Regions from separate parts of the Mus musculus genome. Here all the other regions are linked to region 2. Evidence: chromatin loops called from intact Hi-C (ENCODE). Cell type or tissue: heart. All regions are shown on one strand. Region 1 holds the start of Mcm5 (minichromosome maintenance complex component 5). Region 2 holds the start of Hmgxb4 (HMG box domain containing 4). Region 3 holds the start of Rasd2 (RASD family, member 2).

What was found. Hi-C counts contacts between places; a loop is a spot of excess contacts. Peaks named below come from ENCODE experiments on the same cell type or tissue, not always from the same donor. Only the 100,000 strongest peaks of a DNase experiment are listed, where the experiment ranks them.
Region 1: a loop joins it to region 2, with 5 times the contacts of the local background. A loop is called at or near these places in 7 of 42 quality-filtered maps.
Region 3: a loop joins it to region 2, with 2.8 times the contacts of the local background. A loop is called at or near these places in 3 of 42 quality-filtered maps.

The regions. Positions count from the first base shown.
Region 1 is chr8:75,104,325-75,112,324 of GRCm38, reverse strand. Mcm5 (minichromosome maintenance complex component 5) reads right to left here and starts at 2,816. Exons shown (of 17, transcript NM_008566.3): 1 at 2,704-2,816; 2 at 2,451-2,625; 3 at 2,109-2,235; 4 at 1,897-2,025. The coding sequence starts at 2,617. In heart, a CTCF peak has its summit at 3,591; DNase peaks (open chromatin) are centred at 2,894 and 3,594; H3K4me3 peaks cover 2,892 bases; H3K27ac peaks cover 2,482 bases.
Region 2 is chr8:74,990,466-74,998,465 of GRCm38, reverse strand. It overlaps Hmgxb4 (HMG box domain containing 4), which reads right to left and starts at 4,816. Exons shown (of 11, transcript NM_178017.2): 1 at 4,717-4,816. In heart, no CTCF peak of the experiment used is centred here; DNase peaks (open chromatin) are centred at 4,435 and 4,785; H3K4me3 peaks cover 2,038 bases; H3K27ac peaks cover 1,856 bases.
Region 3 is chr8:75,208,843-75,216,842 of GRCm38, reverse strand. Rasd2 (RASD family, member 2) reads right to left here and starts at 2,899. Exons shown (of 3, transcript NM_029182.1): 1 at 2,765-2,899. In heart, no CTCF peak of the experiment used is centred here; DNase peaks (open chromatin) are centred at 1,592, 2,932, 3,702 and 5,192; H3K4me3 peaks cover 1,627 bases; H3K27ac peaks cover 1,014 bases; H3K27me3 peaks cover 6,810 bases.

The DNA.
Region 1 (8,000 bases), 110 kb before region 2:
AAGGGACTGGGAGACAAGGGAAACATGAAACATATTTTACGACAAAACCCAGAAGACCCAAACTCCAGCCCTGACAGTAGCTTCCTGTGCTGTTCCAGAGAATTGACACAAGACAGAGGCCCTGGTGCTAGCTCAATTTTGTCACCAACTGCTATGGACATTCTGTCAGCCTCAGGTTCACCATCTTAACGACTCCATCTCACTAGATACTAACACTAACTGTTAATTGTGATGTTACTATGATCATGTTACCAAACAAAGGGTCACACCTATATACCAAGAAGCCAGATTAGCCACTCATCCTCAAGTAGCCAATTAAAATATTCACAGTAAAAAGCAGAAGGGGGAGACGTGTTCAAGAGGGTCACCCTGGGAAGAAGAGCAAAGAGATTGGGTAGACTCTTTATCCACATCCCCTGAGCCCATCCTCAGGCATCCTAAAGTTAGATCAAAGTTTAAACAGAGTCAGGGGTATGTCTATCAAGTCAGCTTGATCAAGCTGTGTGGTCCCACCCACCATTGACCCATCACTGTTTCTCTACTGTAAAACCCATTTCTAGAGATAAGAGTTTCCACTAGTGGTTCAGGCTTTTCTTTCCCAGGTATGAATGAGATTCCTGAGGAAATCCCAAATTCGGGGGGGAGGGGGCACAATTGTTTAGTGGTCTGATAGCTAAAGTGTCTCTTTAGAATGTATTCATTAGACCATTCATTAATAGTCATGCTGTAAAAATGATTCCTTGTGCCAGACGTGGTGGTGCACACCTTTGATACCATCACTTTAGAGACAGAGACAGGTGGATCTGAGTTCAAAGCCAGACCAGTCTATATAGTAAGTTCCGGACAGCCAGAGCTGCTATGTAATGAAACCCTGCTTCAAAATAAAATCCTCACCTTTCAGGGACATATACTGTTAGGAGTCAGTAAAGTCAAAATGGCTGGCCTGTTACTACTAATCATTAAGCTAGATGACAAGTCCTCTTCTTTTTAGTCTCTGTTATCTTCACTATACACAGTGAAACATTCTCACACATTCCATTGCTTTCTGTGCCAGCCTCACCAGTCTACAGGTGAGACAATCTCCCTACCATTTCTCCAACTCGGGGCATCTTGGGCTAGATTAGAGAACACACACATGCACAAGACTCTTAAACTATGAAAGGGCCACAAGCATGCCAGTGATAAGAATGTAGGACAATTAATCCCAGCACTCGGGAGGCAGAGGCAGGCGGATTTCTGAATTCAATGCCGGCCTGGTCTACAGAGTGAGTTCCAGGACAGCCAGGGCTATACAGAGAAACCCTGTCTCGGAAAAAAACAAAACAACGAAACAAAACTAAAGGGCTTAAGCCTTAATTATGATTCAGGCTTAAATCAAGGAATGACTTGTACCAGAGGACACCTACGAGATGATTTCCATTGGTTTCCCTGTTGCAATCCTTCATTAGACTGAGTCTGGTGGAACACTCTTCAAGGTTTTGACCCGACTGGCTACACATCAATCAATTTCAGCTCCAACAACACTTCCTCTAAAGTATTCTTCCTCAACTCTCTACCCTCTCAGCAATAGCCACATTGTCCCCACGTTCTTTTCTTTTCGAGACAGGGTCTCATGTACACCAGGCTTCTACTTCTGCCTCCCAGTTATGGATGGCATTTACTATTTTTTTAGTCTCCCTGATGGATAGGAACTCACTGTTGTTCTGCAAGACTCAACTCTGCCTTCCCTTTAAGACATCAACCCCATTGAGGTAATTTTACACAGGATAAAGACTAAGTTAAGTCAAATGTCTTGGTCAGGGTCACACATCTGGTGCTCCAAGCTACCTGTCTCAGACGCCTTCTGCACCACACAGCGGCCATGCCACCCTGACTAGCCATTCAATAAACTCCTACCTTCAGAATCCGAATGCTCGACGGGCTGGCATCTGACTTGAGCATGACCTGGATGTCTTGGAGCAGCTCATCTCCAGCTGGCCGGGGCCGGGTCACCTCATCTGCCACCTCCTTGGCAGCTTCCTCAAGCTGAAGAAGAGGAAAGGCATAAGCTGCTGGTGATGATGGGGCAGGGCCCGGGTTTAGGAGGCTCTGAAATGGGTGCTACTCACCAGCTGTAAGTGCTCGGCCGGCTGTTTATGCAAGTGGTCAGCCAGTTCCTCGTCAAAACTGGCCAGGTCCTCCATCTCCACCTCGATCCAGTATTCACCCAGGTTGTAATGCCGCTTGAGTTCATCTCTTTAGTGGTCAACAAAGGGGCAGAGGGACAGGAAGGGTGCATTGAGGGACCGTCAGCAGCAGTGCCTGTGCACCCCGGTCCTCACAGGCACCAATGCCCCCACCTCTCTCAAAAGACACCTAATTGTAGACCACTCTATCCTAAATTTAGGCCTGAAGAGGGACTGTCAAGAAAAGGCGTCCCCCGTAAGAATGGTTCACGGACACTGTCGCACCTGTACTTGAAGGTGAAGCCCGTGCGATCGGTGCCCACTCGGTACTGTCTCAGGAACTCCTTGAATCGCCTCTGCAGTTGCGACTTGCGGGCCTGGCCCTCTTCCGCACCGGGGTCGCCACCGAAGCTGTCGCTGTAGAAAATGCCCGGGTCGTCGAAGCCCGACATGACTGTACCTGGGTCAAGGGAGACAGAGAGCTGAGCACCCCGGGGCGGCGGGAGCTTCCCTAGACGGGGTCCCGCAATTCCCTCACCTCACAGCGGCGCGCCACACGAACCTCAGCCCTCCTAGAGGAAGCCGACTTTCGCGGGAAAAACCAGCCTCCGCGTTTGTCCACCGCGGTCTCTGCGCTCCTATTGGTTCGTTCAGCGCCGCGGATAGCTATTGGACTGCTCTGCGCCGGTTGAGTCCCGCCTCCAAGGCCTGGTTCCCAAGATGATTGGCTGTGGCGTCTTGGTGACGTCACGAGTCAACTCTTTCCGGTCTCCATTTTGTGAGGCTGGACGTTTTGGCGCGAAAGTTCTTGGCGCTAGCAGCTAACCGAGCAAAGATGGCGGAGAGGCTCGGGAGCTTTGTGAGCGTTTAAACCTTAGGCCTTCGGAGAAAACCTAGCCCAGTGGCGCAGGTCTGTCAGCCCCGCTCCTCGTAAAGTCTAAGCAGGAGGATCGCAAGTTCAAGGCCAGCCTGGGTGACTTAGGGAGCCCCTTTCCCAAGTAAAAAGGTGGGACTTGAGAGATGGATCGGTGGTCAATAGCGTTTGCTGTACTTTTAGAAGACCCAGTCTCTGTTCTCAGTACCCTAGTCAGGGGCTCAGAACTGCCTGTGACTCCTGCTCCAGAGAACCCAATGTCCTCTCCTGGCCTCTATGGGCCACGTACATGTTAGATGTAGAGAGAGAAAGATATATGTATCTGTACATAAGTACACTTTTTTTTTAAGTAAAAGGAAACGGACTGGAGCAATGACTGAGCAATTGGATACAGACACATAAATAAAAAGTAGACTTATCAGCCCTCCCCCATATCTGCTAGCACTAGGGAGGCTGAAGAAACCCTGCCTTTAAAATAAGTATATGAGAAAACCACCCCTTTCAGAGCTGCTGTGAGAAAGCAGTATGCCTGAGGTGTACTCTTGCTCCAGCCCGGCAGGAGGTGCCAGAGTGCTGTCTCCGCAGCTTTGGGACCAGGTGGCTCACCTTCCCCTACTCAGATAGTACCAAAGCCCAGGAAGCCAGGGATGTTTTCTTTCATTCAGATTCAGACGAATAATTATGATGACTGTAGAACTTTTTTAATTCCTTGGCAATGCTTAAACCATGCAAAATTCATGGCCAAATTCCAAATGGAAATCTTGGGGGGGGGGGGAGGCAGATTTAGCATAGCAACCTTAGTGTAGATTTTCCTTTGAGTTCCTCCCATCCACACGAACAAGTGGAAACCTATTGCTGCAGCAACCATTCAAACATATATTTACAGAGAATAAAGTTTGAGCATTTTTGCAATTAAAAAAAAATACCAGGTGAATCTAAGACTTGGTTTTCTCAGCATTTCATGGTAATCCCTGTGTGCCAAGACAGGTTTAACACATTTTATTTTAGATTGCTTTATTTGCTTCTTGACCAAAATCGAGGCTGTTCTTAACAGTTGTCACCAATAGCAGGGATGTAATTCCGCATTGTTGGCTGGGGCTTCCCCTCAGGTACAGATGGAATGCTGGACTTAGGCACTGAACAGAATTTTAGCAAAAGTCAGAGTGAAGCAGAGTCAGCAAATTCACTGGTCAAAAGACAGAGTCCTATGCCTGGGCATGGTGGTGCACGCCTTTAATCCCAGCACTTGGGAGGCAGAGGCAGGCGAATTTCTGAGTTCGAGGCCAGCCTGGTCTACAAAGTGAGTTCCAGGACATCCAGGGCTACACAGAGAAACCCTGTCTCGAAAAACCAAAAAAAAAAAAAAAAAAAAAAAAAAGACAGAGTCCTGGCGACATGGCTCGGCAATTAAATGCCGAGCTGCTGGGACTGCTCTTGTAGACAATCAGTTCTCTATGGTGGCTCACAACCATCCAGGGAGCCTGATGCCCTCTTTTGACTTCCACAGGCACCAGGTATGCATGCAGTAAATAGGCAAAACACATACATATATCTTTAAATATAAATCAACTGCCAGATGTGGCGCATGCCTTTCATCCCAGCACTCAGGAGGCAGAGGCTTTACAGAGCTCTACAGAGGAGAGGCTGAGATTGAGCAATTCCAGGAAAGCAGGAATACAAAGAAACCCTGTCTGGGGAGAAAGAAAGGAAGGAAGGAAGGAAGGAAGGAAGGAAGGAAGGAAGGAAGAAAGAAAGAAAGAAAGAAAGAAAGAAAGAAAGAAAGAAAGAAAGAAAGAAAGAAAAGAAAGGAAAGAAAGAAATAAAGGACTTAAAAATAATAACTTTTTTTTAATTTTTTTGCATTTATTTATTTATTTATTTATTTATTAGGTATTTTCCTCGTTTACATTTTCAATGCTATCCCAAAAGCCCCCCATACCCACCCCCCCAAAATAAGAACTCTTAAAAAAAAGAAAGAAATGGATAGATAGACTTAAGGAGAGAGGAATGAAGGCATAAGTCTTTCAGATCCATTAAACAGGCAACTTGGGGACTTTGTAGTTGAATGACCCTAAACTAACCTGGTAGGAGGGGAGAGGAATGTGTTGTTTCCTTAACAAAAGGTTTTCTTAACATTGCAAAAGGGGATTTATTAGACTGGTGAAGGGATTTTATAAATGAGATTATAAGGTGATTTATGAGGAAGACAAAAATTTGGTTCAAGGAGGTAGGTGAGGTAACTCAGAGAGTACAGATACCTGGCTGCCACACACACAAAGAGAAAAGGGATAGAAAGTACAGATTCAGAAACTTTTGTTGTTGTTGTTGTTGTTGTTTTTAAGTAGGGTCTTCACAGTGGCTTTGGCTGGTCTGGAACTTTCTATGCAGATCAGGATAGCCTTGAACCCGTAGAGAACCATCTGTCTCTGCCTCTAGGATTAAAGGCATTTGACATCAAGCCTGGCTGGAAAGATTTTTTTTTTTAAATAGAAACCCAGAGGCCCACCTGCCATATGGCATAGCATGGGCACCACTACAATGAGCAAGTGTGTGGTAGAAAGATGGGAGAGAAAGAGAAGCAGGATGAGTTAAGCACTGTGAAGAGAGACGGAACCGGACGTGCAAAAGCGAGGAGGAACAGCCAGATGTGAGGAGCCTGCACTGCCTTCTGAGGCCAGGGTGAAGTCCCAGTCTATCCTGCTGCTAAGGGCCATGCCTGGGTCCATGACCATACGGCAAATAGGGGTCTGTGTTAGTGTCCATGGTCCATGTTAACACCAAAGGCCATGCAGGTATCCCTGATCTGGACTGCCTCTTGGGACCATGTTATTGTCAGGGGCAGACCTTGCCCTGCCACTTGCCTGAGAAGCACGGGTAGAGTTGGCTCCAAGGGCATGAGAGCCGGCCCAACTCCTTGCCAGCTGTTGAAGTGGAAACTTCTAGGTCTTTGGATAGTTGGTTATATCAAACGATGTTTTGCTGGGACACAAAGGTGAAAGAATGTCTTGCCAAAGCAAACACGTGAAAGACTGTTTTCCTGACGCAGACACAGGTGAAAGGATGTTTGGATATAGCAGTCATGTAAAAGGACAGTTGATGAAGGAGTATAAATAGGACTCCACAGACAGTGGGAGACGAGCACTGAGCCTTGGTTTGATTTGTTCCACCTTGCTATTCTTCACTAAAGACACACATGTATTCATTCACCTTACACAAGTTGAGCTCAACTTGTGGTAACACTGCCATTGAAAGAAAGTTATCCAAGAACCTGCTCGTGAGGTTCCTGCAGCAGCTTGTCACGGCTGTGGCCTTGCCTCAGGCTAGTTGGTGAGCCTGGCAATTTCTTCAGGATTGAGCTACAGTTGCTGCTTCCTACTTGATGTCTGCTTGCTGAAAGGACTTGACTAGTTGCCGGTTCATTCCTAATGTGTGCCTGGTGTCTGCCTGCCTAGAGGACGGGTCTACAGCTGCTGGGTCATATTTGGTGTTTGCTTCAGGACTGAACTGCTGCCCAAGAAGATCAAAGCTCACCCCAAAGAACTATTGCTGAACAGGTCCACCTCTCCCATATCCTAATAACTTTTCTCTTCTACCTTTGCTGAGTGGTGGGCTAGAAGAGAGGTTGAACCCTTATTAAAAGTAGGTTGCGCTGGATAGTAGTGGCGCATGCCTTTAATCCCAACACTTGGGAGACAGAGGCAGGTGGATTTCTGAGTTCAAGGCCAACCTGGCCTATAAAGTAAGTTCTAGGACAGCCAGAGCTATACTGAGAAATCCTATCTTGAAGGAAAAAAAAAAGTAGGTTGCAAAAAATGTATGCCTATATCCTGTGGCACTTGAGTGAGCTAGCCAGAGCAGTGCTTGGAGAGCTAGTCCCCGTGGTGTGGTTGTGAGAATGTTGGCCCAAATGGCTTGGGCACAGCATAACTGGTCCCACTCCTTGCCTGGGCCAGGGGTGCAGGAGAACTGGTGGGCTGAGCAACTCAGCTACCAGCCCAAACCCAAATCCAGGGCTTTTGAGTTAGCCTATACCAACATCCAGTCCATCTATGAACTGCTGGAGCTCCTGAATGGGTCTGTCCTGCAGAATCAAAGCTGCAGGATCTCCATGACACAGAGCAACAAACAGTATATCCAAGAGAAGTCCTAGTGAAGATCCAGTATTGATGGTACAGCAGAAGCCAGAGGCCTCAAACCAGACTCATTACAATGAGCATTTGCAAGTAAAGAAATGTGGACAAAAGGCTATACTGTGGGACACTCAGTGACATACTGCAGTTTCCATGGTGAGATGTTTTTGGGTTTTTCTTTTTTACTTTTTCTTCAAGGGCACAGGTTGGATAGGAAGGGATGGGGAGATGCGTGGGATTGGGGTACACAATATGAAATTCACAAAGAATCAATAGAAAGTTTAAAATATATATATACATGGATCTATTTACAAACTCTTCTCTGTGTAACCCTGGTTATCCTGGAACTCACTCTGTAGACCAGGTCAGCCATGAACTCAGAGATCCCCCTGCCCTCTACCTCTGGAGTGCTGGGAGTAAAGGCACCATGCAGGTCCATTTTTTTAAATCAAAATCATTTTGCCGTACATAGATCACATGGAGAAGTTAAGGAGTCAGGGAGGTGACTCATTCAGTAAAGTGTTTGCTGTGCGAACATGAAGACCTGGTTTTGGTTCCTCTGTACCCACTTAGAAAAGATGGATACAGCATTTGCCTGTAATCCCAGTCTAGAAAAGTGGAGACGGCAAATCTCCAAGGCTTGCTGGTCAGCCAGTCTAATCAGTTGATAAGTTTTAAATTCATAAGAGACCTTGTTCCAAAAATTAGCACAGGGCTGGGAATCTAGCTCAGTGGTAGAGTGTGGGGCATTGGGCTATACACAGACAGTCTGGTCTCCAGTCGAGCTGAGGTCTGAACTCCAGTAGAACCTGGTGGTGATAATTCACCTAC
Region 2 (8,000 bases):
AGAGGAGGACAGAGTACACCAATAGTGGAAGACCACAAAGTCCTACTGATGAGTCTGCTGAGCTTGTAAGTTAAACAGCACACACACAGATACTAATAATTTAAAGCTTTTCATTCTATTGGGCTTTATGAATTTATTTAAATTAACCACTAATACGGGCATACTTCTCAAATGTGTTGGCTATATGGAAATTTCCAACACTAACAAGCCCTTTTTAAAGGATAGTAAGAAAGAAATATTTATCCACTGGTGATAAAATTTATAATTTTAAGGTTTTTAAAAATTAATTTAGAAGTACTCTAATTTAAAAGTTCTAAGTATTGGGTTTTGTCTTTTGAGACAGGGTCTCCTTACATAACCCTGGCTGGCCTAAAACTCACTTTATAGACCAGAGAGCTCTAGAGTTTACAGAAATCTACCTACAGCTGCCTCCTGAACACTGGAATTAAAGAAATGTTCATCACCTTACATAGTTCTAAATATTTTATTGTTTAAAGCAGTGGCTCTCGATCTGTAGGTCAGGCAATCCCTTTGGAGGCAGGGGTGTCAAACAATCCTTTCACAGGGGTTGCCCAAGACCATCAGAAAACGCAGATATTCAGTCGTAACAGTAGCAAAATTACAGTTATAAAGGAGCAACCAAAATAGTTTTATAGTTGGGTGTCACTGCCACATGAGCAACTGCATTAAAGGGCGTCATAGCATTAGGAAGGCTGAGAACCACTGATTTAAAGCTTTTGTAGCATTCAAGTTCAAATGTCTGGATTGACTTTGAAGGTGATAAAGTTATAAATTGCACTCTAAAGTAAATCCTTAAAGCACCTTAAGGACAGAAAATATTTGCATAGTTTTTCTTTTTTGAGACAAGGTCTTACTATGTAGCAGCTCTGACTGGCCTAGAACTCACTGCTTTGCAGGATATCTGAAATAACTAATTTGAAAATGTTCTCATTCAGTCAAGTGCTTAGAAGTTAATCTAATTGGTAATTTAATTTAACCTTCACTATAATAAATGACTTTAGGATGACTGAAGGTCAGTTCTGTAACATTATTCCGCCCTTCAGATAGGTGTGGAGAAAACAGAAGCACAGAGTTTGTGGGAAAGAAAACACGAGCTGATTAACGGGAAATTTTCATGACTTAATGGTTAAGAGTTTTAATTTAGTGAGGCTTGCTGGTGAATACCCTTAGTCCCAGCACACAGGAGTCAGCATGTCAGGGGCATGTGGTTCTCTGTAAATCTCAGGCCAGTCTGCTCTACATGAGTTCCAGGCCAGCCAGGGCTCCCAAGTGAGACCCTGTCTCAAAACAAAACAACAAATGTTTCTTTAAAAGCCACATAAATACAATGCACAGGTAGGCCAAAGTTGACAATACAAAGAAAAGCACTGTTATGATTTTCAAAGTCTGAGAATTACAAAATGTGAAATGAAGGAATTTGTTCAAGGTAAGGGAAGCTGGAGGGAAGTAAATCTACATGAAGCCAATTGTTTAAAGAGCTGGCATGCTGGTTGCTCACAGGGCTTTTCTCATGAAATGAAGAAAATGTAGGGTCAGGCCTCATGTAAGAATGTAAGGTGACAAGATATACATGGCCATTTTTTCCTGTTTTAGTGTTTAATTACTACACTTTCTTAAATAGAAACTGTTCTTCACTTCCAACCCCTCGATATTAACTTAAAAGGGAGTGAAGGTGGGCCACTGAAAATGATATGCACTCATTTAAAGACAACAATTTTGCCAAGTGGCACACACCTTTAATTCCAGCACTTGGAAGGCATCGACAAGTGGCTATCTTGTGAATTCAAGGCCAGCCTGATCTACATAATGAATTCCAGGGCTAGAGAGAATCTCTCAAACAAAACAATGGCAATATTCTCACTAGTTCAAAAATGATGAGTTTATTAGAAAGCCATACAGGTGATCTTGGCTTTCACAAGCTGACACTAAGTAAAATAACTTTAGATTGAAGTTTCAGGCTTTTCGTACCTGATGAATTTTGGCATAGAATTCCTGAGAAATAATGCCCCGCTCCTCCCCAGTCCAACCACATCCTTATTTAGTCTCATAATACATCCATCAGTCACTGGTCAAACACCAATACACTTTTAAACATAAGTAATGGCAGGCCAGAGACTCATAAACAGCTTTCCCCCTTGAGAACATTACAAGTAATATAAGATACAATTAGGCAATGTCTTATTGGGTTGGAAGCCAGCTGAACTTTTTACTAGGTGTGAAAAGTTATTTCTTGACTGCTGTGAAAAATTAGTACATTTTAAAAAGGTTTGGAAACATAAAATTAGGGAATGCTCCTGAAGGCAGGTCAACACAGACGTGCTGGCTTTCTGTATTAGGACTACGCCTGCTACTACCAGAACTTTCTTAAAATAAAGACCAGGGACTGGTGAGATGTCTCAGTGGTTAAGAGCACTGATTCCTCTTCTGAAGGTCCTGAGTTCAAATCCCAGCAACCACATGGTGGCTCACAACCATCCATAATGAGATCTGACACCCTCTTCTGGTGTGTCTGAAGACAGCTACAGTGTACTTACATATAATAAATAAATCTTAAAAACAAACAAACAAACAAACAAACAAACAAAGACTAGATGCTTGTAGGAAAAGTGAGTGAACCCTGAACACAAGTCCAATATGTAGGGCAGCCCAGAACCTGAGAAATACTATGGAATATTCCCAGGATGGGCAGACTGATGGGCCCTAAATGGTGGCTGCCTCACAAGAAAAAGACAGTACCAGGGAGGGGGAAAAGGTCTCAAGCAGCAGTGTGAAAGAAAGCAGAGTTCAGGAGCATTCATACAAGATTAGATGAACACTATGTCTCAAATTAAATTGAGGGCTCAGGGGTAGAAAGTAAATTGGGAGAGTTAATGAAGATCAAAAATTTAGGTTTGATTTTCACATCAGAAAACAACTACATCAAATGTTAGCAAACACAAAACAGGTGCTAAAACCCATTCTCTTGAATTCCATAATTTTGGAGTTTACAAAATTCTATGCTGTCAACTTCTTGGGGCAGGATAATCTTACAGTTAGTGTTTGTCTTAGTGTGCAAAAACATGACAGCATAGAAAAGCTCATTCATTGTTTAATACTGTTTATGCCATTATAGATAGCGAATGCTTAGAAAACGTGAACACCGTGGCTCGGCTCTTCCAAGGCTTTTCTTCAGGGTATAAGAAAGGAGAAGCAGGCTGTTAATTCCACTTGAAAATAAAACTTCAGCACAGGCTTTTGGGATAACAAGTAATTATGAAAAAAGTTAAAATCTTCAAAGGTAGAATTTTGTTATTTTGGAAATTCAAAGCGTTAACTATAAAAAAAGTTTCAGAAACTAAGTTTTTGGAGGTAATCTCAGTTCCAGCAATCGCTAATCGTTATCATCATCCCAGAACAGATCGGAGAATTGAAAAAGAAAGAAAATCCACCCAGTAAACTGGGCAAGGAAGGTCTGTCTCCTCCAGACGGGAGTTTCCTCCAAGGCTGTTTTTAGGAACTTAGATTGCCAGTCCATGCAGTCAAAGGAAGAAACACATCCAGCTGTTGGCAGATTCTGATATTTTGTTGCTACTTCTAGGATAGCACAGGTGAATTCTTACTTCAGTGGGTTTCCTTCCTTCTTGGATCTGTTGGAGTTCTTGCCACACCCTTTTCCAAGGACCCACCTATGCAGCACTCCAGCCCCTGCCAGCTTCGCAACTTGCAGAGATCTCCATAGCCAGAAAGGCGCACTGAATCTTCTCACTGCAATGCTAACTGGAACCACGACCACTGCACAGATTGGCTGATAACATACTCGGTTCCACGAGTTCAGCGATCCAAATTTTGACAAGCCATAATCAACAGGCTTTACTTTGGATGCAGTTTTTAAAAATGTATTTTGCTACGAGGGTATAGAATCAGCCAGTACTGGAAACAAGGGTGGGGTGGGTGGGTGGTAGACATATCTTGTCTGCTATATGATATAAACTAAAGTGAACCTACAAGTAGTGGTTGTGGAGGGGGAAATGGGCCTGTATGGAGATGACTCCAATTAAGAAGGCATGTTCAAACTGAGTCGCACGCAAAGAACACACACAATACGAGATCGTTTATCCATACAGTCCCCAAGACCACCGTTCCCGGGGTCCCCGCTGTGATAACCTCGGCAGGTCTGCTGCAACCGCTAGTTCAACAAAGCTCTGCGCAGCGCAGGAAGCTCCGGGCATCCTCTCCCGCTCGCCGCTCACCGCGCGCCCAGCCCTCCCGCCCGCCGGCCCGGGACCTCTCTTCCTGACAGCCCCAGGTAGCCCGCGCCCCGGCTCCCATGCCGCGCTCCGCCCGACCCGTGTTCCCACGTCCCGTCGGCCTCCGGCGCCCCGGAGCGCCCAGACAGCGGCGCAGGGGGAGGGGCGGCGCGGGCCGCGGGTCCCTGGGGCGGCCGCACGCCCCCTCCCGGCCCCGCAGCTTTCCCGCCTTCCCCGTTTGAACAGCTCCCGCCGCCTTCCTCCTGCGGCCCGCTCGAGCCCCTTCCCCGGGGCGGCTGCAGCCGCTACTCCAGTTCCCGGCTTGGCCCCCGAGCTAGGCCGCGGCGGGCCTGAAGCGCCTCCCGGACGGTGTCGGGGGGCCGGAGCGGTGGGCGGAGGCCGGGCGGGGCCGTTGCCGCCCCGGGGTGGGGGTCCGGACGGGTCTGGTGGGGGCTCCGCTCGCCGCTACCTTCACTCGGCTCGCTCGGATCCCGCCTCAGCGCCGCCGACGGCCGCCATCTTGGAGAAGGAGAGAAAAGCGCGAGCAACAAGGGCGCCTCAGTCGAGCCCAGAGCGCAGACTCCTACTGCAGCGGGGCTACCGCGCCGGCGAAAGAGCGTCGAGCGCATCGAATAAACCTGCTTGTTGAGCGCGGTCGCGGTACCGTTTGAGAATACACTCCTCCGTTGCAGGTTTAGTCTAGAAATCTCTTCTCGGTCTAAACAAATAATTTCAAAAGTCTCCTGTTTATTCTTCAATAAAAATATCTTTCTGTAAAGAAATTGCGAATAAAAAATATCAGGCAATTAGATTAATGTAGCCAAACACCTGCCCCAACCCAAAGTCTTTACAGCTCCGTAAACTTCTATGCAATTAGAACAGTCGTTCTGAAGCAATGGAGCTTGGCTTTGGATTTTATACGTTCACTGTCAGTTACAATTTTATGTACTTATCTACCACGTGCTTATACAAACCTCGAAAATTTCATGACAGACTTAAAATTAGACAATTAGCTTTGTATTCTCTTTTAGGAACTCATGGGTCCTTCTCCGCAATCTCGGTCCTTTCTGGTCACCTAATAGTAGCCCTTCTTGTTCTCCTTTTACCCCTAAATCTTTTGTATTTAAGACAGAATGTTATGCTGTTTATTTCAAGACAATCTGTTCTTTGCCGGACTCAGAGCGATAAGGGTTAATAGCCGTATTTATTTGTAATTTAGCATTTACATCTGGAGAGTAGCCCAGGTGAAGTGGAAGACCATACACTTGTAAGACAAGCTGTTTTCTCACCAAATTATTACACCGCTCACACCAATTTTTGTTTAAGTGTTAAGAGGACTGGTGAATTGGTTCAGTGGGTTAAAATATTTTACACCAAATCTCTGGGTATGTGTTTGACACCGGAAATTTACATGGTGGAAAGAGAGAACTGATTCATGCAAGTTTGACTGCCACAGGAATGTCCCCTAAAAACACACAAAATGGAAATAAATAAGTTACTCTTTCTCTAAGAAACAGGAGAAAACAGTTTCTTCTGATTTATTGAGGAGAACTCAATAAATCAATAGCATTTACAATTTCCAGAGCCTGGTTTAATATAAAGACTCTGTTTTTGTAGCATAGTGTAAGTATATAATAGCCTTCTGTGTGAACAGTGCTCACTCCATCAGGGCAACCAGAAGCTGGTGCCCTCCTCACTGAAAAGACCCAGCCTTCATCTGCTCTAGGGAGGAATTTCTCTTCTGTTTTGCTTTGTCAAAGTCACAGGAGGTAGGCAGTTTTGGCGGGAGGGATGGGTGGAGGAAGCAGCCCTGGCTGTCCTGGAACTCATTATGTAGACAAGGCTTGCCTGAAATTCACAGAAATCCTCCTGCTTCTGCCTCCTGAACACTGAGATTAAAATCATGCACTACTATTAATTCTTATATATAAATATAATTAGATCATGTTCCCTCTTTTCAACCCTTTCCATTTATTTCTCTCAAATTCATGGCCTCTATTTCTTTAACTGTTGGTGTGTGTGCACATGCTCATAGAAGCCAAAGGAATACACCAGATTTCCTGGAGATGGACTATAGACAGTCATGAACTGTACAGTGTGAATGCTGGGAACTGAACTCAGGTCCTTTGGAAGAGTAGTATTCTCTTAACCTGCAGCCATCTCTTCAGCTCCTCAGCCTGTTCTTGACCACAGTACTATCATTCTTGGATCACTGAACATACACTCGTTCATTTATTCGCTGAAACAGTCCTTATGGAAAGCACAGGGTATAGCAGGCACTGGGCAAGGTGCTGGGCACTAACAAGAGAACAAAGTCAAGGGTACTTGAGCCTCAGCAGCTGATACTCTGGCTGGGAGGGCAGCAGAAAATAATAAAGCCATGTTGTAGTGAGTGGTGGTGTGTTGGTTGGGGAAGAGCAGTACAGATGCAGGTAAGGGTGGAAAGGCCTGCTCTTTAAAACATGACTCCGGTGCTTCTTGTGATGAGGTGCCTGCTGGCACTTGCTTTGCTGGAAGGGGAATCGGTGGTGGAGTCCAGAAGGCCGAGGCACTCTGAACAAGCTCCTCCTCAGAAGCATGTGGGTGAAGCTTCTCTGCTGTGAGCATCCTAGCATGGCTCTGTGGAATTTGGCAACAGAAGGTGGGAGATGAGCGCTGACCTCACAGAGTCCTCCTTCGGCTTCATGGGACGTAAAGAATACATTCACCATATTGATTGTAGTTGTTGGTTGGGTTGACATAAATCAAGACTCCACCAAACCTAATACTTTAATACATGACAATTTGAGATATTTCAGTTGTTCATCAATAAAGGTATCAAAATATCATAGAGAGACACAAATCCAATTTCTAGGAATGAAAGCTATAATAATGCCTGGGATACCTGGATAAAATAAGCAGCCAATAAGATACCAAAGAGGAGATCTCCTTAAGACCCTGCAAAGACACCACCTAAATGAAATGTACAGAGGAAAAGCCCCAGATGAGGCTTCAATGACTATGGGATAACCTTGAACTTAAGATAAAAGCAATCTGAGAAGCTGAGAAAGGAGAATGAATTTTTATTTGATTATTATCGTTATTGTTGTTATTAAAACTAGAGAGCTACAGTGGTTATGAACGTGGGCTGCTCTTCCAGAGGGCATGAGTTTAGCTCCTAACACCACCCTTAGCTCACAATATGTGTAATTTTGGTTCCTGGGGGAGGGAGGATCCAGTTCCCTCTTCTGGCCTCTGAAGACGCTGCACTCAGGTGGTATGAAAATCTGTATGCAGGCAAAGCATACATAGACATAACATGAAAATAAGTAGAATATGAAAAAAGACATAGAGGCAGGTGGGTTTCTGAGTTTGAGGCCAGCCTGGTCTACAGAATGAGTTCCAGGACAGCCAGGGCTACACAGAGAAACCCTGTTTCAAAAAAGAAAAAAAAAAAAAAAGAAAAGAAAAGAAAAAAGACATTTAGAGAGCTAGGTATAGTGGTACATTCCTGTAGCTACTTGAGATCCTGAGGCAAGAGGATTTCTTGAGCCTAGGACTTTGAGGCCAGCCTGGGCAGCCTATAGAGATAAACTTTTACTTCTAAACCGACAGCATTGGAAAAAGGTCAGCAAGATGTCTCAGTGGGTAAAGGCAAGCCTGATGTTCTATCAGGTACCTGCCTGTAAGGAAAGAATGGACTTCTGAAAAGTATCCTCTGACTTCCACATATAATCCAGGCACTCGAGTGCTCCCTAGCATCATCATTATTAC
Region 3 (8,000 bases), 220 kb before region 2:
TCCAGGTCACTGTGGCTATGTCAGCCGCCCACTGGCAGTTCTTACATGTGGTGGAGTTCCGGTCCTAAAACCCTGATGTCCCCCACTGAACTGACCTGTGAGTCTGTGCTTTGAGGTTGCACTGCTGTGCATACAGAAGGTGCTCAATAACTGATCCCTGACATGAGAGACATTGCAGATACTTCTGCAGGCATCAGGCTCACCCAAACTTCTCACTAGCCTGCTCTCAACCTGCTCTGGCTATGAGGACTTCTCCCTTCACCCAGTCTACCTGTCTGGCTCCTGCTGCTGTGCTGAGAAGAAACCACCGGAGACCTATGGCTTAGTTTCGCCCACCCAGTCCTTCTGCAGGGAGGAGGGCTGCTGAGCCTCTCATTAGATGGAAGACAAGGAGTGAGCCAGCAGACCCCAGGGATGTCTCCTTGTCCCAGCTTCTAGCCAGGCCTCCCAAGACACAATGAATGAAAGGAGAGAGTCAGAGAAACAAGGCAGAGTCAGAGGGCAGCAGGGAATCAGAGAGAGGAGGAAGGGAGAGACAGGAATGAAGGAAGAGAGAAAACAGAAGACTCACGGAGGGAGGGGGTGCGGCATGGAGTTAGAAATAAGAGCCGGAGGATCAGAGAGGGGTGGAGACAGGCGAGGAGAACCTATGGCTTTCTCTGCTGACAGACCTAGTCTTTTCACATGGCTTCAGCCACGTGGGGCAGTGTGAGGCACCCAGATACCTGGAAGCCAGGTGACAGAGCATCTGTGGCTCCACCTCCACAGGAGACTGAGGGAAGCCCTAAAGCCCTGTAGGCAGAGTCTCCCCTGCCACCTGCCCATCTCACTCTGCTCCTCAGCTGGCTAACTCCACAGTGGGCAAAGACAAATCCTAAATGCCAGAGTGGGGTTTGGGGCAGGGGAATGAAAGGGTTGAATAAGCCTGAAGCCTGCAGAAGCATCTGCAATGTCTCTCATGTCAGGGATCAGTTATTGAGTACCTTCTGTATGCACAGCAGTGCAACCCCAAAGCACAGACTCACAGGTATGCATTCAGTGGGGACATCAGGGTTTTAGGACCAGACCTCCACCACATGTAAGAACTGCCAGTGGGCGGCTGACACAGCCACAGTGACCTGGACAGAAAAGCATGTGTATGGTGGGAGGTGGCCCCCCAGAGTGCAGGACAGACAGCATGGGGCAGGCCCTCCTTCCCAGCAGCCAACCTTGGTGGTCTAGAGAGAAGTGGGGAACTGAATGTATGAAGAGGGACCTGGATGTAAGCAGAGTGCTGGAAGGTACCTCAAAGATAGAAGTGGGGCTGTCCCCAGAAATAGTGCCCATCATCCCTAGGCATGTCATGCTGGGGCTGCCTTATTCTTATGAGACGCTCTGCAGGAACAGATGGGGACTCTAGTTCTCAGGAAAGTTGAGTGGCTGCCCGAGTCCAATCTCACCTCTTCAAAACACCACTCCCACCCCTCTAGTGGCTTCAACTAGTCTTCTCCTAATAGCTCTGACTCAGTGGAGCCCCAGTTGGCACTGGACAGGGAATGACTCTGTGATCCATGTTATAGTCCTGTTTCCTCTCTCCCTCTAGGCAGCTGGGGTGGCATCCTGCCCAGGACTCTGCATACCCTGCCAGCAGCTCACAAGCAGTGCAACTGTGGGCCATTCACCCTTGTGTCTGCCCCAGTGCTTGATGGGAGCTGAACAGGTACAGATTGGTCAGGATGAGTTCCTTGGGTGCACCCCAGAGCCAGGTTCACTACACTACCTGCCACACCTGTGTGCACATCCCAAGCCTCTTAGGACTGACACGCTGTAGTCCTGACTCCTCCCCTAGGCTCTGGGGAGTCTCAGGAGCTTTACAAAGCCACCCTTCCCATCCTGGGGATGTCAGGAGGGCAGAGAACAGGGGGCATCTGTTTCTGGATGATCAGCTGTGTCAGCACAGAACCTCTGAGTGATCTGGTTTGTGCACTCAGCTCACCTCTCTGTTAAACGTTGGGTAGAAACAAACGCAACACGGTCAGGTACCCAGAAACCTTTCCAATACAAGACTCTTTTCTTTGGGCAGTCTCTCTGAGTAGTCATGAGCCACCCGGCTGCTCCCAGCCCCGTGGACGACTTGCAGGGACTCTTTTTTGTCCCTCTGAGGCTTAGGAGGAACCTGAATCAGAGAGTCCAAAGCCGGTCGTTGCTCCAGACCCTAGTCTAGCTTCCAGGAGGTCCAGGACAATCCAATACCCTTCCTCATCCTTCGTGGACTGGTGGCAGAGGTGGGCAAGAGAGTGTGGCTCAGAGGCCCCACACACTGGCCACTTGAGTTCAGGAAACCATGGTAGCAAGGAAACATTGCAGGAAATGCTCCAAAGCTCAAGGGACGCTAGGATAGGTTAAAGGACCCCTGATCATTCTTGCTTGAGGTTTTATCTAGGGAGGGTAACTGCCTCTTCCTCTTGAGTCTCAGTTTCCTCCTTTTAAAGTGGACTGTCTCTTGGTCTAAAAGAAAGCTCCCAGGGACAAACGGAGCACACAAGAGCTCAATAAATCCACTTTCCTACGCTATGTAAGGGGCTAAAGACCACCAGAGGTAGTAGGCTAGGCATCTAGTGAGCTTAATGCTCTACGTGTATAAAGCATCTCAGCACGTAGAGGGTACAGTTTAAGTTTCCTTTGTCATAAAATGCCAGCGTCACCGAGCTTGCGTCCCTCTACTGAGCCGGCTGCCCCACTCCACCTAGCTACCTCTCCTGTTCTATTGGGATGTCTCCCTTACCTGAGAACAGCGGGACGGACCCCGAGCACGGCTTGGAGGGCTCCCTGGAAGCTCCTGGAGGTGCGGGGAGCCGCCTGCCGCTCCGACCGCTGAGTCTCCCGGCGTCTGCGGGGGCTCCAGGGTCACTGCGTACGGATCCTCCTGCGCGCGGCGCCCGGAGCTGGGCTGAGCGCGACAGGGCGAGGAGGCCCGCGGATCAGGGGATGATGACCCATGGGTGGGCTCCGAGGGCTCGGCGGGGCTGGGGCGCTGGGCTGGCTCCGGCTCGCCGCCGGCGGCCCTGCCCTGCCCCGACAGGGGGGACTCCGGTTGAGCCAGGTGCTCGAAGGTTTGGGGACGTCCAGTACGGGGTGCCCCCGCCTGGAGCTCCGCGCTGAAGGGGAAGGGGCACGACTCCGGGGATATAGAAGCGAACCCCGGAGACTCAGGAGGACTTTTGGGGGTGACGATCGGCCTACGAACCCGCCTGGCAGCTTACGTTACCTCCTTCTCTGGACGCAAAGCGGGTGGCCGCGTGCAGGGTAGAGGGGTTTGTGCGCCGGGCCGTCCTTCCCGGCTGCCCTCAGTCGGGCAGCCGACCCTCGCGGAAAGGACCGCCGCTTGCTCCTCGCCCGACGCCGCTAGCTGCGCTCAGCGCGCAAGTGGGAGGGGGCCTCGAACGCCGCCCCGAAGCTCAGCAGCTCCAACTTCGCCTGAAGCCCACGTCGCTCCGCACTGTGCCTCCTCTCCCCAAGCGAGGAGAAGTTTCTTAGGGTGGGTTCCTCCCTCGTGCTCTCCCGGTGGCTCAAGCTCGGGCTCCAGATGCGCAACCTACGCCTACCTCGGGCCCTGGCGCGCGCTACGTCCCGAGCCCACCTGCCCAGCGCCGCCGCCTGGGCTCTGCCGCCTGCACCCCGCCCCCGCCATGAGCAGCCAATCAGCGGCGGGTCCCGCGGCCAGGTCCCGCCTCCGCCCCACCCCAGTCTAGGAGCCGCGGCAATCTGCGGCTACGCGTGCCCGGGCGCGTGGGGCTGGGGCCGCGGGGGAGGAGGGCTATCCCGAGGCTTCGGCCACGCGCACCGTGACCGGAAGACCGTAAGGCACGGGCCTGGGAGGCTGACACTGAGCACGCACTCGCCCGCAAGCCAGCCCAAACTGTGGGAACCCGCTCCTGACCTCCCAACCTCGCCCTGAGCGAACCTCCACCCCCTCCGATGCCCACCTACGTTCGCCGGGAGCCCGGTCCAGGCCGCGGCTTCCATTGCGAACGCTTGGCCTGCGGAGCACATGGGCGGCACACGTGCAGCCACGAGGGGCCCTGAATCACCTTGGGTAATGGAAGCAGCTCAGAGTGAACTCTATGGAGAGACCTCCTCTGGCTTGGTGGGACCTAGTCTTCCCGTCCCTGACAGAGCCAGAGCGTGCTATCCTAGGGAGCGCTTTGAACCAAGCCAGACATCAGGCGTTCTTGCTTCCACGGGCCACATATTTCTTAATGTTTTCTTTAATCCAAGACCCGCTACCCCCAACACATTTTTCAGTCTCATTAATGTCATTGCCTTACATGGGAAGCCTGTGTCCCAGGCCATAAATAGAAGGTTAGTATAAAACAAGCCCGAAAACAAAGCAAGGCCTCTGAACTGCAGCTGGAGCCTGCCTTTATCCAGGGAGATGTGCGGGCGAGGCTTGGAAGGGGTGGAAGTTCTTTCGCCCAAAGCAGACATTTTTCTACGGACTCCTTTAGGTGGACCAGAAAGAAGTAGGTGCTGTGTTCCCTTCAATTCCTGGTCCTGCGCATAGGGAATGTCTCCTTTGTGGGACAGCCTTCTCTGGGAGCTGTGTGTGTCATAGGCAGGAAAGCCTGGGTGAGAGCTCTGTGCTCCAGTTCTGTCGCTCACCACCCAAATGTTCCTCCCTGGACCAGTTGTGGAAGTCTCTGGTCCATGCTTGGGTTATTTTTGAATGAGCATCAATACTGCCAAGTCCATTGAGTAACAAAATCGTTAACATGGCCTTGGGCTTAAAACACAGGAAATGGGTTGCTCATCAAACATTAAAGTATCTTGACATCCTCCAGGAATACTATATGAGAGAAGATGCATCGGGATGGGGGAGGGGCCAGGAAGAGGTGGTTTGCCGGTCCCCTTGGGCCGGGGTTTAAGGCCTAAGTCTAGGCTTCAATGTAGCTAAGAGACTTGCCCAAGGTCACCAGTAGCAAACAAATGGCAAAATCCTAGTCCTGTGCCCTTTCCCAAACCAGACTTGACTTCTAGGAACTAGCTTTAGCCCGGAGAGTTTGCACTGGGCCTGACGCACAGAGCCTGTGAGCTTGGCAGCAGGAGGCAGCCAGAGCAGGGTGCCTCAGCTGGAAGGCTGCAGCTGGGAGGACTCAGGCCACCAAGCAACTTTCCACCCTCCACTTGGGAGTGTGGCAGGTGGCCAGCTCTGAGCTGGCACAGGAACCCAATCCTTGGGCTTTCAGCCAAGTCCTCCTCGATGAGTGGGTCACACCCCAGTGACCAGATCCAGATCCACATTGGGCTGGCAATGCACATGTTGTTGCCTGGCCCTGGGGACCCACCTGACCCTGCTTCAGCCTGGTTTAAAAAAAAAAAAAAAAATTAGCTCAGCTACCAGGCAGGTGCACAGAAATCTTCCACATCCAGGAACACTTCATGGAGCCCACCAACATGTACCCAAGTTCGTCCCCTTCCCTACACTCAGGTCTCTCCGGATGGACCACGTGTTGAAGCCTCCTCCTCCTTTGTACTCCCTAAGGCTCCCTCTCTTCCCTGAACCTAAAACTTCTTTTTAACACATACACACTTTAAATTTATTTATTCTTCTCTCATACAATACATTCCAAATACAGTCTCACCTCCCACCAAACCTCTCTACCCCCCTCCGCATCACTCCTCTTCCCCCCCCCCCCAATCTACTGTTCCTCCATTTCCCTTGAGAAAAGAGCAGGCTTCCCAGTGATATAACCAAGCATGACATAACAAGATGCAATAAAACTAGGCACAAACTGTCATATCCAGGTTGGGCAAGACTACCCAGTAGGAGGGAAAGTCACAAGAGCAGACATAAGTCAGAGACACCCCACTCCTATTGTTAGGGTCCCACGCTAAACAACCCCAGCATGTATGCAGAGGACCTACTGCCAACTCCTGACTTGTCACTCCAGTATCTGTGAGCCCCTATGAGTCCTGCTTAATTCATTCTGTGGGCCATGCTAAAACCTTTTCTTAAAACTCCACCCTTGCTCAAGGATTTTTCCAGAGCTCCTCATTACCTGAGATATTAAATCTAAGCCTCTCCACCTGACCCACAAGACAAATCTCATTACTCCCATGTTCCTAAAAAGAAGCAGGGTGTCACTATTGCAAGCTTTGTGTGCATGGGTCCCCACCATCACTATAACACTTTCCCAAGGTTGAACACTACACATCCTTCAAAGCACACTCCCAAAGGGTTTCACCCACACTGCTTTCTTCCAGTATTTCCGATGGTCTGAACCTCCTGGTCCTCTTAACCCCATCCCCATCAACATCTGACCTTTTCTTGAGCAGAGAGGGGGTTTGGAAGAGTCTTTAGGTTTGTTTGTTTGTTTGTTTGTTTGTTTGTTTGTTTGTTTGTTTTAAGACAGTGTCTCTCTATGAAGTCCTAGCTGGCCTAGAACTCACAGAGAGATGCCTGCCTCTGCTTCCTGAATTCTTGAACCAATGGCTGCACCACCACACCTGGTGATACCAGATTCTTTAAACCTCTGGAGTAGGTGTTAAAATAGTAGTGACTTCATGGGATTGGATTAGAATAAACCATAGAATGGTCTGCACCAGTCTGACTTCCTTATAAACTAAGTATCTTTCTACATTTTGGACACATGCCTCATCTCCAACTCACACACACACACACATACACACACACACACACACACACACACACACACACACACACACACACATGCACACACAGCTCCACAGCTAATTTAACTGTTCTGGCATTGGACAAATCCCCCAATGATCCCAGCACATAGCCAGCACAGCCAGGTTTGCTGGAGCAGCCTTTCTTAAGATGCAGAAACCTGGACCAGTTGGGCATTGCTGGAGATGAAGAATCCAGTCCCATACACCTGCCTACTGTGAGGTACCTGCCCTCCTGAGGTCTTGGATATATGTTCCAGACTGAGAACCTCTGGTCGGGCAGAACCACAATGCCTTGGAGGCCACTCAGCCCAGCCTTCTTGTTGTGCAAAGACCTTGTTTGTAGTTTAACCCAGTTCATCACCTGCTGAGAGCTAACTTCTGAGAGCAGAGCTGACTCCCAGCACAGTGCTCCTTCCCACTGAGGGCACAGTCTTCTTGCTGGACAGCCATATGGACAGCCATTCCTCCTGGCTAGGCATATGAAGCAGTTTTGAACTTGGGCAAAGGTAGATAAATTGGTGATCACAGTTCTGGGTCAGATGTCAGTACAAAGAGCAATGACTGGTGGACTGGCTGTGCAGCCTTGTAGGTCCTTCACACATTCCCAGAGTGGAGGACAAATGGCAGAGGAATGCCCTGCACCAGGAAGCAACAGGAAAGCCATGCACCCTCCCTTCTATTCCAACTGACTGCATAGTGAACCTTTCCAGCCCCCATGAGTCTCATGGTCCCTACAAACTCCAACTCATCAGGATCCCAGCAAGACAACATTGCTGTGTACCCCTTGAGTCAGCTATTTAACCTCCCTAGTCGTCACTTCCTACCCTGTATGCTGCCTGTTGCCTGTGCTACTGATCTGTAGTTCCAGAGACTTGTGGGATCTCTGCACCTGGCTTTTGCATGGAGGACTCCTGATAGGGAACAGTGTTTCCTCCCCTCTGTGCTGAGGAGCTCTGTTTATGACTTCCCTTACTTTGGGGCACACCTTTACCATCAGAACCCCAGTCACTTGTCCCTGAAACACTTGGGGACAGTGTGCATTGTTCTCCTAAGCTTGCTGTCAGAATGCCTGGTATCTGGAGTCACTGTCCACACAGATGAGGATCTGACACACACCTCATCTTGAGAGCAGAGGGTATATGTTTTTTGGAAGCATGCAGGAATAGCTGAATAAGTAGACAGCCAGCAGCTTCCTCCTCTGTCCAGCAAGCAAGGTGGACCACATGCATCTGGGCCCTATCTTGGTCTTCATGAATGAATCCCACTACACTCAATGTAGATGTTTTCCGGCCTCTCTGTAACTTCTGCACAAGGCAGAAAAAGGCCTC